Regions from separate parts of the Homo sapiens genome. Here region 1 is linked to region 2. The links are chromatin loops, found by intact Hi-C in ENCODE. Cell type or tissue: ovary. All regions are shown on one strand.

Evidence for each region. A loop is a pair of places that touch in the nucleus more often than their neighbours do. Peaks named below come from ENCODE experiments on the same cell type or tissue, not always from the same donor. Only the 100,000 strongest peaks of a DNase experiment are listed, where the experiment ranks them.
Region 1: a loop joins it to region 2, with 1.9 times the contacts of the local background. A loop is called at or near these places in 1 of 110 quality-filtered maps.

What each region holds. Positions count from the first base shown.
Region 1 is chr19:32,124,327-32,132,326 of GRCh38, forward strand. No RefSeq gene overlaps it. Among named protein-coding and RNA genes, the nearest start is that of LINC01782, 22 kb to the left of the region's middle. RefSeq lists an enhancer at 1-855. In ovary, no CTCF peak of the experiment used is centred here; DNase peaks (open chromatin) are centred at 4,983 and 6,957.
Region 2 is chr19:32,181,434-32,189,433 of GRCh38, forward strand. No RefSeq gene overlaps it. Among named protein-coding and RNA genes, the nearest start is that of LINC01782, 80 kb to the left of the region's middle. In ovary, no CTCF peak of the experiment used is centred here; no DNase peak of the experiment used is centred here.

The sequences.
Region 1 (8,000 bases), 57 kb before region 2:
GCCAGTCCTGGGGGAAGTCCTTCGAGGAGGGGGACAGGAAAAGCAGGAGACCAGACTGCCACAACAGGCAGGGGGCAGGCGCTGGCAGGCAGCACAGATGGGTTTCTGGAAGGACACTGGTGCTGGATACAGGGGGCTCCTAACCAAGCTGCCTGTGGGGAACAGAGACTGAGAGGAGCTACAGGGGATAGGATAGAGGCAGAACTCGCATGCTTCCAGTCACTCTCCTCACTCACAGGGGAGCCCAGGGTCAGGGGAGGCCACAGGGCGGTCTCTGAGGACTGACACAAATACAGAATTTCTAGGAAAGAACCACTGAAAGATGAGTGTCCACTGATTTTCCTTTGTCAAAATCCAGTTTGGCAACGAAGCGGCTGCAAAGAGTGCCCCAGCCGGAACCCCCAGTATCCATGCCCAGTTCCCACCCTGGGGCACCCAGGTACGACTGGGGCTGGCGGATGCACAGGAACCCCCTCCTCCCCCTCCCACACTGGTGGCCAGGACCGGCCTTGTCCCCGACTCAGCTGCTGATGTGGGAACTCTCCTGGGACCCGGAGCAAGGGGCACGCTTTGAATCTTTACATGCCACAAGGAAGAAAATCAATTTCAATGCCCAAAGGAGGGAATTACTGCAGCAGAAGGTCACCAACCACTACAAGTTGTAGTATTGTCTTGGAGACTTGGACGGGGGGAAAATGCCTCCAAGTGAGGTAAGAGTGCTCTGAGGTCTGAAGCAAACCCTTCTCCCCAGGAATAATATGAGATGGTCCTGGGAGGGGGACAAGACCACACAAAGGAAGAAATTTCTTTGTGTATGTACAACTGGGGTGAGATTCTGAATTCTGGTTCTGGCCACTTAGGCAAGGCCTCAACTGTAGCTGCAGAGCTCTGACTCATGTTAAGTCTTGGAGGAATGGCTGATATTTTAACAGTATTGTCACAGTAGCAGCCACACCAGTGGCAATGGCCACTCCACTTAGGCATGGCAGACACATTCCACAGCCCAGCCTCCAGGCCCTAGAGCTCCCCAGTTAATGCCAGGTTCCCTAAGCACTGATGCAAGGATGCTAGATGTTGGATATTTATTTATGTTCCATCTGGCTCCCAAGATGAAACATAAATTAAAGCGCTGGCTCACACTTGTAATCTCAGCCCTTTGGGAGGCTGAGGCAGGAGGATGGCTTTAGGCCAGGAGTTAGAGAGCAACCTGGCCAAAAAAAATGAGAACTTTAGATGTCACTTATTCCATCTCTGCTCCATTACAGCAAAGATGGAAAGACCCTACCCATGCCCAGGTACCTTGTCTTTCCTTGGGGCCAGTGCAGCGGAGCCCAGTCAAAGCAAAGGTCAAATGACAGGTCCATTAGGCTGGACATTTACAATCCCATTTCTGGGTGTATAGACTATAAGGCAGCTGGGACCCACCTTCTTATCCAGGCAATGCAAAGATGAGCAGAGGGTCACTCAATGTCCTGGGATTCAAGAGAAAAAAGATGTTGCAGGTTCAGGGAAGCCGCTACTTCCTGGACTTTCTGCATTAAGTCCAAAGCCCTTATGGATGGTAAAAGGCAGTGCCTCAGCCTTGTTTCCAGATCTTCAAAGTTAGAGAAACCCGTGGCGTGAACTGTATTGGCCCCAGCCAAAGGGCCATGAAAGCAACAGTGTTTCTGGAATGAAAACACCTCCATCTTGAGAAAGTGGGGGCCGAGGCAGGCAAGCAGAGAGCAGGGTGCGTGGGAGACATTCTCAGTGGCTGTCCTGTTCATGACACCTTTCACCAGAGGCTTTAGAGGGGCAACATCTGTGTGCCAGTGCCCCTCTTTACAGAGGTTCCAGCTGGTGACCGAAATAGCCAGGAGGGTGCTATGGAGGGGCCAGGCAGGAAGTGGGGAAGAGCGGTTCCACGCAGCAACTGCCTGGAAACCACACCCTAGTGCTGCTCACAGGCTGAGGAGAATTAAAATAAAATTAAAAGCTGGTGAAATGACACCAAATGCGCAATCCATAAAAAAAAGGAATGATAAATTGGGCTCCATCAAAATTAAAAACTTCTGCTCTGCAAAAGACACTGTTAAAAGACAAGCCACAAACGGGAAGAAAGTATTTGCAGAGCCATGTTTGACAAAGGACTTGAATCCAGATTCCATAAAGAACTCCCAAAACTCAATAATAAGAAAACAAACAACCCTATAAAAACAGGCGAAACTTTTTAAAGACACTTAACCAAAGAAGATAGAGAAATAGCAAATAAGTACATTTAAAAGGTGTTCAATGTCATTAGTCATTAGGAAAATGCAAATTAAAACCACGATGAGATCCACTACACAGTTGTTAGATGAGCTTAAAAAATTTGTTCAAGTGACAATACCAAGTGCTGCTAAATGTGGGAAGCCTCTGGAAATCTCATACATCATTGGTTCAAAATTAGTACAACCATTTGGGGCAACAGTTTGGCAGTTTTTTACAAATTATAACCCCCAGCAGGGCGTGGTGGTACACCCCTGTAGTCCCAGCTACTCAGGAGGCTGAGATGGGAGGATTGAGCCAGGGAGGCCGGGCGGCAGTGACCTGAGATTGTGCCACTGCGCTCCAGCCTGGGAGACAGAGCGATACCTTGTCTCAAAAAAAAAAAAAAAAAAAAGATAGCCCTAGAGAAATGAAAATGTATGTTCTCACAGAAACCAGAATCCAAATGTTTGTAGTGTATTTACTCATAATCACCCAAAAAGTACAAACAACCTAAATGTCATTGAACTAGTGAACAAAAAAACAAACTGTAAAGCATTCATATAATGGAATACTGCTCAGCCATAAAAAGGAATGAGCTACTGATATACATAACACCATGCATGCATCTGAAATGTGTCATGCCAATGAAAGAGTCAGACACAAAAGAATACATACTGTATGATTCCGTTTCTGTGACATTCTCAGAAAGGCTAAAACTGTAAGATTAGAAGGCACTTCAAGGCCAAGCATGGAGGCTCATGCTTGTAATCCCAGCACTTTGGGAGGCTGAGGCAGGAGGATTGTTTTAGGCCGGGAGTTAGAGAGCAGCCTGGGCAACAAAACAAGACTTCATCTCTACAAAAAAAAAAAAAAAAATTTAATTAGTTGGCCGTGGTGGCATGCAGCTGTAGTTCTGGCTTCTTTGGAGACTGAGGCAGGAGAATCGCTTGGGCCCGAGAGTTCAAGGTTACAGTGGTTACAGTGAGCCATGATCATGTCACTGCACTCCAGCCTGGGCAACAGAACAGGACCCTGGCTCAAAAGAAAAAGGAAAGGAAAGGAAAGGAGAGAGGGAGGAAGGGAAGGAAGGAAGGAAGGAAAGAAGGAAGGAAGGAAGGAAGGGAGGGAGGGAGGAAGGGGGAGGGAGGGAGGGAGTAGGGAAGGAAGGAGAGAAAGAAAAAGAAAGAAAGAAAGGGAAAAGAAAAGGAGGAGGAAGGAAGGAAGGAGGAAGGGAGGGAAGGAGGAAGGGAGGGAGAGAGGGGAAAGAAAGAAAGAAAAAAAAAAGAAAAGAAAGAAAGAAGAAAGAAAGAAAGAAGGAGAGAAAGAGAGAAAGAGAGAGAGAGAGAGGGAGAGAGAGAGAAAGAAAGACAGAAAGAAAGACAGAAGCCAGGTATGGTGGCTTATGCCTGTAATCCCAGCACTTTGGGAGGCCTAGGCAGGTGGATCACAAGGTCAGGAGTTCGAGATCAGCCTGACCAACATGGTGAAACCCCATCTCTACTGAAAATACAAAAATTAGCTGAGCGTGGTGGTGCGCACCTGTAATCCCAGCTACTTGGGAGGCTGGGTCAGGAGAATCGCTTGAACCTAGGAGGCAGAGGTTGCAGTGAGCCGAGATCGTGACATTGCACTCCAGCCTGGGTGACAGAGTAAGACTTCATCTCAAAAAAAAAAAAAAAGAAAAAAAACGAAGTAAGGAAGGAGAGAGAGAGAGACAGAAAGAAAGGAAGAAAGAAAGAAAGAAAGAAAGAAAGAAAGAAAGAAAGAAAGAAAGAAAGAAAGAAAGAGAAAAGAAAGGAAGGAAAGGAGAGCGGGGGAGGGAGGGAAGGAAGGAAGGGAGGAGGGAGGGAAGGAAGGGGGGAGGGAAGGAAGGAAGGAGGAAGGAATGAAGGGAGAAAGAAAGCATCCGCAGTTGCCAGATTTTTTTGTTTGTTTGTTTGTTTGTTTTGGTTTGGTTTGGTTAGGTTTGGTTTTTGAGACCGAGTTTCACTCTTGTTGCCCAGGCTGGAGTGCAATGGCATGATCTTGGCTCACTACAACTTCCACCTCCCGAGTTCAAGCGATTCTCCTGCCTCAGCCTCCCAAGTAGCTGGGATTACAGGCACCTGCCACAATGCCTGGCTAATTTTTTGTATTTTTAGTAGAGACGGGGTTTCACCATGTTGGGCAGGCTGGTCTCGAACTCCTGACCTCAGATGATCCACCCGCCTCAGCCTCCAAAAGTGCTGGGATTACAGGTGTGAGCCACTGCCCCCAGCCCTGTTCAGTATCTTAATTGTGGTGGTGATTGTGGGGCCATTTGCTTTTGTCTAAGCTCATAGAACGGTATACCAAACAGACAGACTTTTACCACATTGAATTTTTTAAGTGAATTAATGTATTAAAAGGGCGTTTTTAAAAACTGGTGGCAAGAAACTTCTTCTCAAAATGGATGTGCCCTTTTTCAGCAAACGTGACAAGCAGACCCTGACTGTTCCATTTAAGAGACACAGGTCAAGCACCTGGGAGAAGTCTCTGCTGGCAGCCTAGGCGAATCTAGGCTGAGACCCCCACCAAGTTCTGCCTTCCAGGGACAACTCCAGAGCAAAGTAGGAGCAGAGAAAAATCCCAGCTGGAGCTTGGGGCTTTCATGGAGGAGGCAGGGTTTAAATTGGGTCCTGAGGAGTGGGTAGGATCCAGGGCTGTGGACGTGGGGGAGGCGGGAGTACATGCATGCACACACAAGGCTGATTCCGAAATAGGGAGAGGCCAGTGGGCAGCCGTGTAAGAGGACAGACCACACATGCTGACGGGAAACTGCAAGGGTCTGGTCGGCACAGCCCCCGAGAATCCTGTGGTGACTCATTTGGGAGCCAGATGGAACATAAATAAATATCCAACATCTAGCCTACTTAGATCAACGAGTACAAGAGGCGTAGGGAAGGCCTTTTTACCAAATGCTGTGAATAGCCCATCAGAAAGAAAAACATCAAGGAGAGGACGCAATGACCCCGTCAGCTGACACTGATGGTGTGTCTACCATGTGCTCTTTGCAAACCCTGGATATATAATGACACATCTAATCCACCCACAAGTCCATAAGGGACTTTCATTACCCTCATTCTGCAAGTGAGAAAATAGAGGCACAGAGAGATTGTGTTACATGTCCAGGATCACATGGAGGGTATGTAGGATTCAAATCCAGGCATTCCAACTCTGAGCACACCCTCTAAACTATATGCTGAGCTACTGCTTGGGTCCAAGTAATTATGACTGCAGAGAGAGCCCAAGGTATACTTTTCCAATTTTTTTTTTATTTGAGACAGAGTTCTGCTCTTGTTGCCCAGGTTGGAGTGCAATCGTGCAATCTCGGCTCACTGCAACCCCCGCCTCCCAGGTTCAAGCGATTCTCCTGCCTCAGCCTCCTAAGTAGTTGGAATTACAGGCACCCGCCACCTCGCCCTGCTAATTTTTGTACTTTTAGTAGAGACAGGTTTTTACCACGTTGGCCAGCCTGGTCTCAAACTCCTGACCTCAGGTGATCCGCCCGCCTTGGCCTCCCAAAGTGCTGGGATTACAGGCTTAAGCCACTGAGCCTGGTCATTTTTTTTTCTTCACCCATGTGTCAGCATTATGCCACCGGCCCACCACAGCCTCCCGGTGTTTCTCCAGTTGCAATTCACACCTGTGCAGCCTTGTTCAGCAGGCATGTGTGCACACAGGTACACAAGAGCACACATGCCCCAAGGGCATCCTTTGCCCCCAAGGAAGCCAAGGGACTCCACTGAGTTAAATGACACAGAAGAATCACAACAGACTGGATCTTAAAAGTAATAAGCCTTTTCCAAAAGAGGCCAGGCTTTACAAGCAGCAGTGGGAGCCAAATGACGTCTAAGCAGAACAGCCAATAAATTAATTTCATGTGGAAAAAAAACAGGTTGGCCCAGGGATAATAAAGATCCCGTCAACATGAAGATCTCATTACGACACAGACTTCCCTGGCAAGGGTCGAGTCTGCTGAAGCTGTTTTGGATTCAAGCTTCACCAGGGTCCCCTGTGCCTAACAAAGATTCCACACCAAATGCAGAAAAGATGGACCTGTCTAGACATCCCCTCACATAAACCCCACAGCATCCTCGTCAGCTACACAGAAGTGGAACCGTGTAAAGTTTCCCTTACCATGGCTGCCAGCAGCCAGGACAACTGGGGGGAAAAGGCAAACACAGCTGTTGACTCAGGAATAGCATTCAGGCTTTAGGTAGGAATTGTTATTGAACTTCTAGAAGATTCTGAGGACTTGGTGGAAATGAAAGGGGAAATTTTTTTTGTAGAGCCAGCAATCCCCTTGGAGAAGTAGAGGCACATCAGTGACTCATGGATGAAATTGCAGACTATTCCAAATCACAATTTGCAGTCATTCAGCCAGAGCTGAGCTCGAGTCTCTCTTTGGCATGGCTGGAAAACAAAAGGGCTCAGTCAGATCATGGTTAACGTAAAGACAGAAAGGGGATGGAGATCAAACTAATCTCATTCATAAAAATAATATCCATTCAGTGTTCATGAACATCTACTCAGCACCTCCGGGGAGGCACTTGCTAGGAGCTGGTGCACAGTAGTGGGTGTAGTAGGTGTGTGACCTCATGAAGCTTCCACTGCAGAACCCAGACATTGCACACAAGGAAACAGCGCTGACTCCAGACTGTGGCTGCACGCTGCCCACTTCCACTGTGCTCCTGCACTGCTCTCGTGGGCTGACGGCCACAGGCTTCAGCTGCCTGTGGATCACAGCCCAAGGCCTTTTCACTTGCTGCTCTCTGCCTCCCTCAGAAAGGCTGCTTGTTCTCATATGTGCGTTCTCGGCTCCTCTGCAGGGACCCACCCCAACCAACTGTGAATTCCCACCCTCCCTTTCCTCCCCCACCCGCTGACACTATTTACCCCATGTATTTTCTTCATATAACATAGTAAGGTCTCGTGCACTTATTTTTCCTATCTGTCTCTTGAGCTAGATTGTCAGCAGCTGGTGGGCAGGAACTTTATCTGTCTTGCAAACCAATATCTGCCTGGTGAACACAGGGTGCCCGGCACATGGTCGGCATCCAGAAGATTTTTTTTAAACTATGAATGAAAAACAAAGGTCATTATGAGATATCCCATGAGGTATGGGGCTAATAAGCTTATGAGGTATCCCATGAGATAGGGGCTAAATAGGTTATGAGATAGCTCATGAGATAGGAACCAATAAGGTTATGAGCTAACCCATGAGGTAGGGGCCAAGAAAGTCGGGAGACAGCCCATGAGATAGGGTCTAATAAGGTTATGAGATAGCCCATGAGATAGGGGCTAAATAGGTTCTGAGACAGCCCATAAGGTAGAGACCAATAAGGTTAAGAGACAGCCCATGGGGTAGGGACTAATAAGGATATGAGATAGCCCATGAGATAGGGTCTAAATAGATTATAAGATATCCCATGAGATAGGAACCAATAAGGTTATAAGCTAACCCATGAGGTAGGGGCCAAGAAAGTTGTGAGACAGCCCATGAGACAGGGTCTAATAAGGTTATGAGATAGCCCATGAGATAAGGGCTAAATAGGTTATGAGATACCCCATGAGGTAGGAACCAATAAGGTTATGAGATAGCCCATGAGATAGGGGCTAAATAGGTTATGAGATAGCCCATGAGGTAGGGGCCAAGACAATTGTGAGATAGCCCAAGAGACAGAGTCTAATAAGGTTATGAGATAGCCCATGAGATAGGGGCTAAATAGGTTATAAGATAACCCATGAGG
Region 2 (8,000 bases):
TGGTGAGTGCGCTTGCACACAAAAGAATGGTGCCGAAAACTAGGGCTGAGCTAGGCGCTGTGTCAATAAATTCCCCTGAAAAAGGTAAAAATTACAATTGGAGTTAAAATGGAATCCCTTTAAGGAGCATGTACAAAATAGATCATCCCTTCTTTCTTAAGTACATTTGTGAACCCGCCCGTGATGAATTATTGCAGCCCGGGAAGTGGCCACTCAAGAGGGGTTGCTTGGCCAGGTGCACATCGGAGTCGTGGGCTGCTCCAGGCTTCCACCTCACTCCTCTGCAAAGACTTGGCCCTGCTGGGAGGAAAGTGTTTTAGAGCCCAACAAGCAGAGCGTACATGCTCAAAGACGGAAGTCCCGGTCTGCAGCTTTGCCTACTGGGCTCCAGGTGAGGGGCTGCGCTATTCCCAAAGCCAGGTGGGCAGCCTCCCAGCTTTGAAGTGCTCCATGACCTTGAGATCACCTTGTTTTCTCAGCCAAAGGAGGACTGTGCATTGTAACCATGGGATCTCTTTTTCCTGGTTTGGGAATCAGTGTCTATGAGGGTTCATAGAAAATTCTTAAAAGTAGTTGTGCTTTTAACAAATCTGTCGCCTAGAAGCTTAAATAAATATTACAGCATTGGATAATGTCTTTTAATAACGAATAAATATTATTATTAGACACTGGAGACTAGGAAAGGTAAGAGGGTGGGAAGGTGGGAGGCGGTGAGGGATGAGAAATTACCTGCTAGATACAAATGTTCACAATTCAGGTGATGGTTACACTAACAGCCCAGACTTCACCACTAGGCAATATATCCCTGCAACGTAACTGCACCTTCTAAATCTAAATCTTTGTTTCGTTTTCTTGTTTTTTGTTTTTTGTTTTTTGTTTTTTTGTTTTTTTGTTGTTTTTTTTTTGAGATGGAGTCTCGCTCTGTCACCCAGGCTGGAGTCCAGTGGCACGATCTCGGCTCACTGCAAGCTCCGCCTCCCAGGTTCACGCCATTCTCCTGCCTCAGCCTCCTGAGTAGCTGGGACTACAGGCACCCGCCACCACGCCCTGCTAATTTTTTGTATTTTTAGTAGAGATGGGGTTTCACCGTGTTAGCCAGGATGGTCTCGATCCCCTGACCTCATGATCCGCCCGCCTCAGCCTCCCAAAGTGCTGGGATTACAGGCATGAGCCGCCGCGCCAGGCCTCTAAATCTATTTTTTAACATTTTAAATGTTGAATTAATGAGCAAGGCTTTAGGGTAAGATCACAATATGAGGGAAGGAGGGTATCAGGACTGGATGCAGATTCTACAGATGGTCCTTGGGTTCTCTGGAAGACATGGTGGCCACACATGCCCACCAGACTAAGGCATCTGTGGGTGCCTCACAGTGCTCCGTGACCTCAATGGCAGAATTTCTGTGCCACAGAGAATCTTGACTTAACAATGATTCCCTGGCTATCCAAGTGGGGAAAACCCTCTGAGAGCACCCAGTCCCTAGAGGAACAAGGGCCAAATTGAACCCACAGAATTTTTGCCCCATACAGTGTTGTTTTTCCTCTTTAATGGAAATATTTGCCACTTAGAAATCAGAAATTTCCCACAAATGTTCAGATTCCCAGCTCCTTTGGGAACTTGAAAGATGTAGCCAAAATGGACCCATATTGCCACACAGCAGAAATGTCCAGGCAGCATCGCAGATGCCCCATTTAACAAACACACACACTCCAGCCTCGGGGGGCCACTCCCAGCCCACAGCACACAGGTATTCTAACATCCTGGCCCCTGAAGGTATCTGAGTTCACAGCCTCTGATCTGGTCAATCATCAGTCTAGTAGACATGGAGAAAATAAGACCCAGAAAGCAGGGGTAGCTTGCAGGGGCTACAGTGGGAGCACAGCTTCAGGACTAGACTTCAAGTCTTGGCATCCCCAGTGCCATGTTCACTGAAGCTCTCCACCATCCTAGCCCCAGTGGAGTGAATTCCTCTCTCGTTTGTGTCTACTTCTCTGCCATGTTCAGATTTCTCTCAATCCCCCTATCTGGCCATTCACCCATCCAGGTGAGGTACCAGACTTTGGGCTAGACTCTGTCATGTAATCATCTGCTTAGAGTCCATCTCCACCACTGTCTATGAGCAATTTGAGGATGGGAGGGATGTGGTAATGATCTCTATCTGCAGTGCCTAGCACACAGTAGGTCTAGCAAAATCCTGCCTCCTTTTCATCAAGCAATCTCATGGCATCCTTCAGACTCTGCATCCTGAATCTTGATGGCCATATACAATAACTAAGCCCAAGACCACCATGACCACCAGTCTCTTCTTCAACACGTGACCAATCAGCCATCTCAGACCACACATTTCTGACACAGGCCTCTATATTCTGGCCTTCCTTAGGTCCGCTGAGGTCACTGAGAACACCTGGTGGCCCCAGAAGGTTCATTCCCTCCAGGTAGGTAGGGAAAGGACATTCTTTGTGGACCCTTCTGCTTTATGTTTATATTTTATTTTATTTATTTTATTTTATTTTTTGAGATGGAGTCTCACTCTGTCGCCAGGCTGGAGTGCAGTGGCACGATCTTGGCTCACTGCAACCTCCAACTCCCTGGTTCATGCATTTCTCCTGCCTCAGCCTCCCGAGCAGCTGGGATTACAGGCATGTGCCAACACGCCCAGCTAATTTTTGTATTTTTAGTAGAGACATGGGTTCACCATGTTGGCCAGGATGGTCTCGATCTCCTGACCTCGTGATCCGCCTGTCTCGGCCTCCCAAAGTTCTGGGATTACAGGCGTGAGCCACCACTTTATGTTTATTTTTACTTACATTTCCGGAACCAGTGACATGGAGGGACAATTCTTCCCACGTTGATGCATGCTGTCGCCTAAACATGAACTGTTTTTGCAATCCCGCCTCAGGGAGTCATAGCTGTTGCATGGAGGCATGCGATTCCAAGGTCCAAGGACCACAGGGGAGGCGAGGGTCAGGGGCTGCAAAGCCCATGAAGGAAAACAGCAGGTCCGGACCTCTGTGCTCCCCCAAAGCCCAACCGCCTTTCACTGCGCAGGTAGCTCCAGGCATGGCATCCGCTGCTGTAGAGAAGTTACAAACAAGAGCACAAAGGCATCAAGTTTTTTACTTTTGTCTTTCTTCCTTTTTTTTTTTTTTTCAACAGAGTCTCACTGTCTTGCCCAGACTGGATTGCAGTGGTGCAATCATGGCTCACTGCAGCCTCAGCCTCCCAGGCTCAAGCGAACCTCCCGCCTCAGCCTCTGGGACTACAGGCACACGCCACCACACTCAGCTCATTTTTTTATTTTTTATAAAGATGAGGTCTCACTATGTTGCCCGGGGTTGGCCTCAAACTCCTGGCCTCAAAGAATCCTCCCACCTTGGCCTCCCGAAATGCTAGGATTACAGGTGTGAGCCACCACACCCAGCCATCTTTCAAAAGTTGAGAAGCGGGTGGGAAAACATTAGGAGTCACATACAACCCAGGTGCTCCCATCACTCAATCAATACTGATTGATCAAAGGGGAGAACAGTACAAAGTGTGAGGCTGGTAGGGCTGTCTGAGGACACCTGGGTCCCATCCCCCAACTTAGCAGGATCCAACATTATATTAGTTCATTTTCATGCTGCTGATAATGACATACCCGAGACTGCATAATTTATAAAGAAAAAGAGGTTTATAGACTCACAGTTTCATGTGGCTGGGGAGGCCTCACAATCATGGCAGAAGGCAAAAAGGTATGTCTTACATGGTGGCAGGCAAGAAAGAGATTGTGCAGGGAAATTCCCCTTTGTAAAGCCATCAGATCTTGTGAGACTTATCCACTATCACGAGAACAGTATAAGGGAAACCACCTCCATGATTCAATTATCTCCCACTGGGTCCCTCCCACAACACTTGGGAATTATGGGAGCTAAAATTCAAGTTGAGATTTGGGTGGGGACACAGCCAGACCATATCTAACATCCTGCGGAACTCCCTGCACCACTAGGCTGGGAGGGAAAGGACATGTTTGATCACGTGGGGAACAGGTAGGTCTGAATCAGCCCCTCTCAGTTACCCCATGCTCCAGAGCTGTCCAGGAAAACAACCAACCTTTCCCCTACACCTGGGAAGAAGGTGCAATTGGATGGGAGAGAAAGCATATGGAGCTGGGGCGCCAGGCTTCAAGATGCGGGCCAGGCTCATCTTGTATATTTATTGCAGCACTATTTACAATAGCAAAGACTTGGAACCAACCCAAATGCCCATCAGTGATAGACTGGATAAAGAAAATGTGGCACATATACACCATGGAATACTATGCAGCCATAAAAAAGAATGAGTTCATGTCCTTTGCAGGGACATGCATGAAGCTGGAAACCATAATTCTCAGCAAACTAACACAGGAACAGAAAACCAAACACTGCATGTTCTCACTCATAAGTGGGAGCTGAATAATGAGAACACATGGACACAGGGAGAGAAGCAACACACACTGAGGCCTGTCAGGGGTTGGGGGACAAGGGGAGGGAGAGCATTAGGACAAATACCTAATGCATGTGGGGCTTAAAACCTAGATGACAGGTTGATAGGTACAGCAAACCACCATGGCACATGTATACCTATGTAACCTGCACATTCTGCACATATATCCAAGAACTTGAAGTAAAATTAAAAAAAAAAAAAAGATGAGGGCCAGGCAGGGGCAGACATGTCATGGATGTGGGAAGTCATAGGCAGCAGCACTGAAGGACCCCTGGCTGGCCCTAGTGCCTGTGCACAAGCCACGCCCTCCATCCCACGGAGAAGAGGGGTGGGGAATCCTCACCTCAACTGAGGAACCTCCAATTAACTGTGTTTCCCCAGAACGGATTAGATTGAGCCTCTACCACTGAGCACACAGGGGTTTGAAACAGAGACTCATCTGATTTACAGAAGCATAAAGAAAGTTGCAGTATTTCCGCACCTGGTACCTCTGACTTTGTCACCGCCACACAGTATGCTGGAAAGCAGCTTCCCCAGGAGTATCCCCCCTCCCCTGCTCAACCCTGGGGGGTTTAGAGGAAGAAGGAGAACAGGTCCAGCTGCTGCCTAAAAATTCCTGGGCATACAGAGGTCAGTGTAGGGGGAAGAGGGCATCCTGAGGGCAGGGCGGCAGTGGGGCAACTGAAAGGCTGTTTTCTGGTTTGTCCACAGGCAGGGAGTAGGAAGATCCTAGTGGCAGAAGCCTGCTGGCATCAACAGCCTGGCAGGGGCTCTCTGAAGCCTAGCCCACCCTTAGTCAGAAGCGCAGGAATGGCTGTGATGGGACTGAAGCATTCATGATGGCCCCAGGCCAGAGACATCCCGGAGCTGAGCTCCCCAGGGCTACTCCAGGCCTGGGCCAGGTAAGCAGATGAGTAGACTCAGGGGTCAGCAGGCACACAGCAAAACAGGGGTCCCTCTCCTCTATTGCACAGTGCTTCCTCCTCTCCACCCCCAATGCCCCTCAAGCCCTTGCCATCTCAATTCTCCTTCTCGTTGGATTCTGGGGTCCTTCTCCTCTACTTCCCCCTTACCCCTTCTCCTGACAATCCCTTCTCATGCCTCCTAAATGTAGAATTTCCTGAGGTTCTGAGCTCACCTGTCCTCTCTCTCATGTCTCTTCCCAGTGACCTTGTGCTCACACCTCCAGGGAAGTGACCTCCACGTGTCCAGTTCCCACCCCAGCCCCTATCCCAGGCTCAGCTTCCCACTCAGGGGCCCACTCACACTCTGATGCAGTCTCAGTGTCTCCAATCTATTCCCAAGAACAACTCATCTCTGTCATGGTCCCCCCACTGCCCCAAGGAGGTAAGGCCAGGAGGGAAGGCACCTGCGTTGGGGTGTTGGGGAGTGTGTTGTGGTTGGGGTGTTGGGGAGTGAGCCTTCTCCACACATCCTGCCGTGGTGTTTTCACAATCTTTTGCTAATGTTTCATTCATATATATATATACATATATATATATACACACACACACACATATATATATATATACACACACATATGTATATATACATATATATATATATATTTTTTTTTTTTTTTTGGGAGACAGAGTCTCACTCTGTCACCCAGGCTGAAGTGCAGTGGTGCGATATCGGCTCACTGCAAGCTCCGCCTCCCGGGTTCACGTCATTCTCCTGCCTCAGCCTCCTGAGTAGCTGAGACTACAGGCGTCCGCCACTACGCCCTGTTAATTTTTTGTATTTTTAGTAGAGACGGGGTTTCACCATGTTAGCCAGGATGGTCTTGATCTCCTGATCTCATGATCCACCTGCCTCAGCCTCCCAAAGTGCTGGGATTACAGGCATGAGCCGCCGTGCCTGGCATTTTTTTTTTTTTTTGAGATGGAGTCTCACTCTGTCACCCAGGCTGGAGTGCAGTGGCATGATCTTGGCTCCCTGCAACCTCTGTCTCCCAGGTTCAAGTGATCCTCATTCCTCAGCCTCCAGAGTAACCAGGATTACAGGCACCTGCCACCACGCCCAGCTAATTTTTTGTATTTTTAGTAGAGATGGGGTTTTACCATGTTGGCCAGGCTAGCCTCGAACTCCTGACCTCAGGTGATCCACCCACCTCAGCCTCCCAAAGTGCTGGGATTACAGGCATGAGCCACCACGCCTGGCGTTTCTTCAGTATATTATCACCATGCCAACATGGTACCCTTAAAAAGGGGCCCTACCATTGCAAACAGGGGTCTCTGTTGGAGGGTGTGCTTAGGAGAACGTCGCTCCCTCCCGGTGTGCCTCTCTGTCACCTGCCACATCCTACTCATCCTTCTTGCATCTGCTTTAGGCCCCTCCTTCAGAGGAGCCTGCCCTGACCACTGAGACCAGGTCAGTCTCTCTGCTATGTGCTCTCTTTCCTCAAAATATTTATCATAATTCAATTAACGATCTGTGCGATAATTAATCTAATGTATTCCTTCTCTCCTGCTGGATTGCAGGTTTCATAGCAGAAGCGATAGGAGGCTCTCTTACTAGCATGGTGCTTGTACACAGTAGGCACTCAACAAATGCTTGAAATGAGAGGGCACATTTCTTCATTTTTAATAGATGCTTGGTGGGAACTAGCCACATGTGATTGGAATTTTTATTATACACCATTGTGATAAATTTGTACCCAAATTACCTATTCAGTAATCTAACAGGGTAAACATATAGTCCCTACAGCTTCTAGAAAGATGCCTGTGCCCCTCACCAAGGAAAACAGTTAAGCCGTCCCCCTGCTCAACCCCCACCCCCAAAGAAGAGCCCACCAAAGGCCAAGCCTCCTAATCGAATTTAGCTCTTGTACCCATAATCCCAGCACTTTGAGAGGTGGAGGAGGTAGGAGTTCAAGACCAACCTGGGCAATATAGCAAGACGCCACCTCTATGAAGAAAATTTAAAAAAAATTAGCTGGGCGCAGTGGAGCACATCTGTAGTCCCAGCTACTCAGGAGGCTGAGGTGGGAGAATCTTGTGAGCCCAAGAGTTGAAGGCTGCAGTGAGCTGTGATCACATCACTGCACTCCAGCCTGGGTGAGATATAGTAAGATAATGTTGAAAGGTAGAGGGAGGGGGGAGAGAGAGAGAGGGGAGGAAGGACAAACACTAGTAAATAGAGAGAGAGAAAAGAGAAGGAAGGAAAGAAAGAAGGAGGGAAGGAAGGAAGGAAGGAAAGGGAAGGAAGGGGAAGTGAAGGGAAGGGAAGGAAGGAAGGAAGGAAGGAAGGAAGAAGGAAGAAGGAAGGAAGGAAGGACAAACACTAGTAAATAGTCCAGAACCGTTGCCCCTGAGCTTCAAGATACCTGAGTGCTTGAAATATAGCAAATCCACTCTACTGCCCATCACTGGTAAAATGCGGAGAATGACCCAGCTGGCCCCAGAGAGCCCCACATGGCTGGCACTGAGCACTTCCTAATAAGCCTGTCCTTCTGATCAGCTCCTTCCCTGCACATCCACCCATCGACATGACAGTATCTTGGAAATGTGGAGAGTTTTTTCATGGCACAAGTAATAGA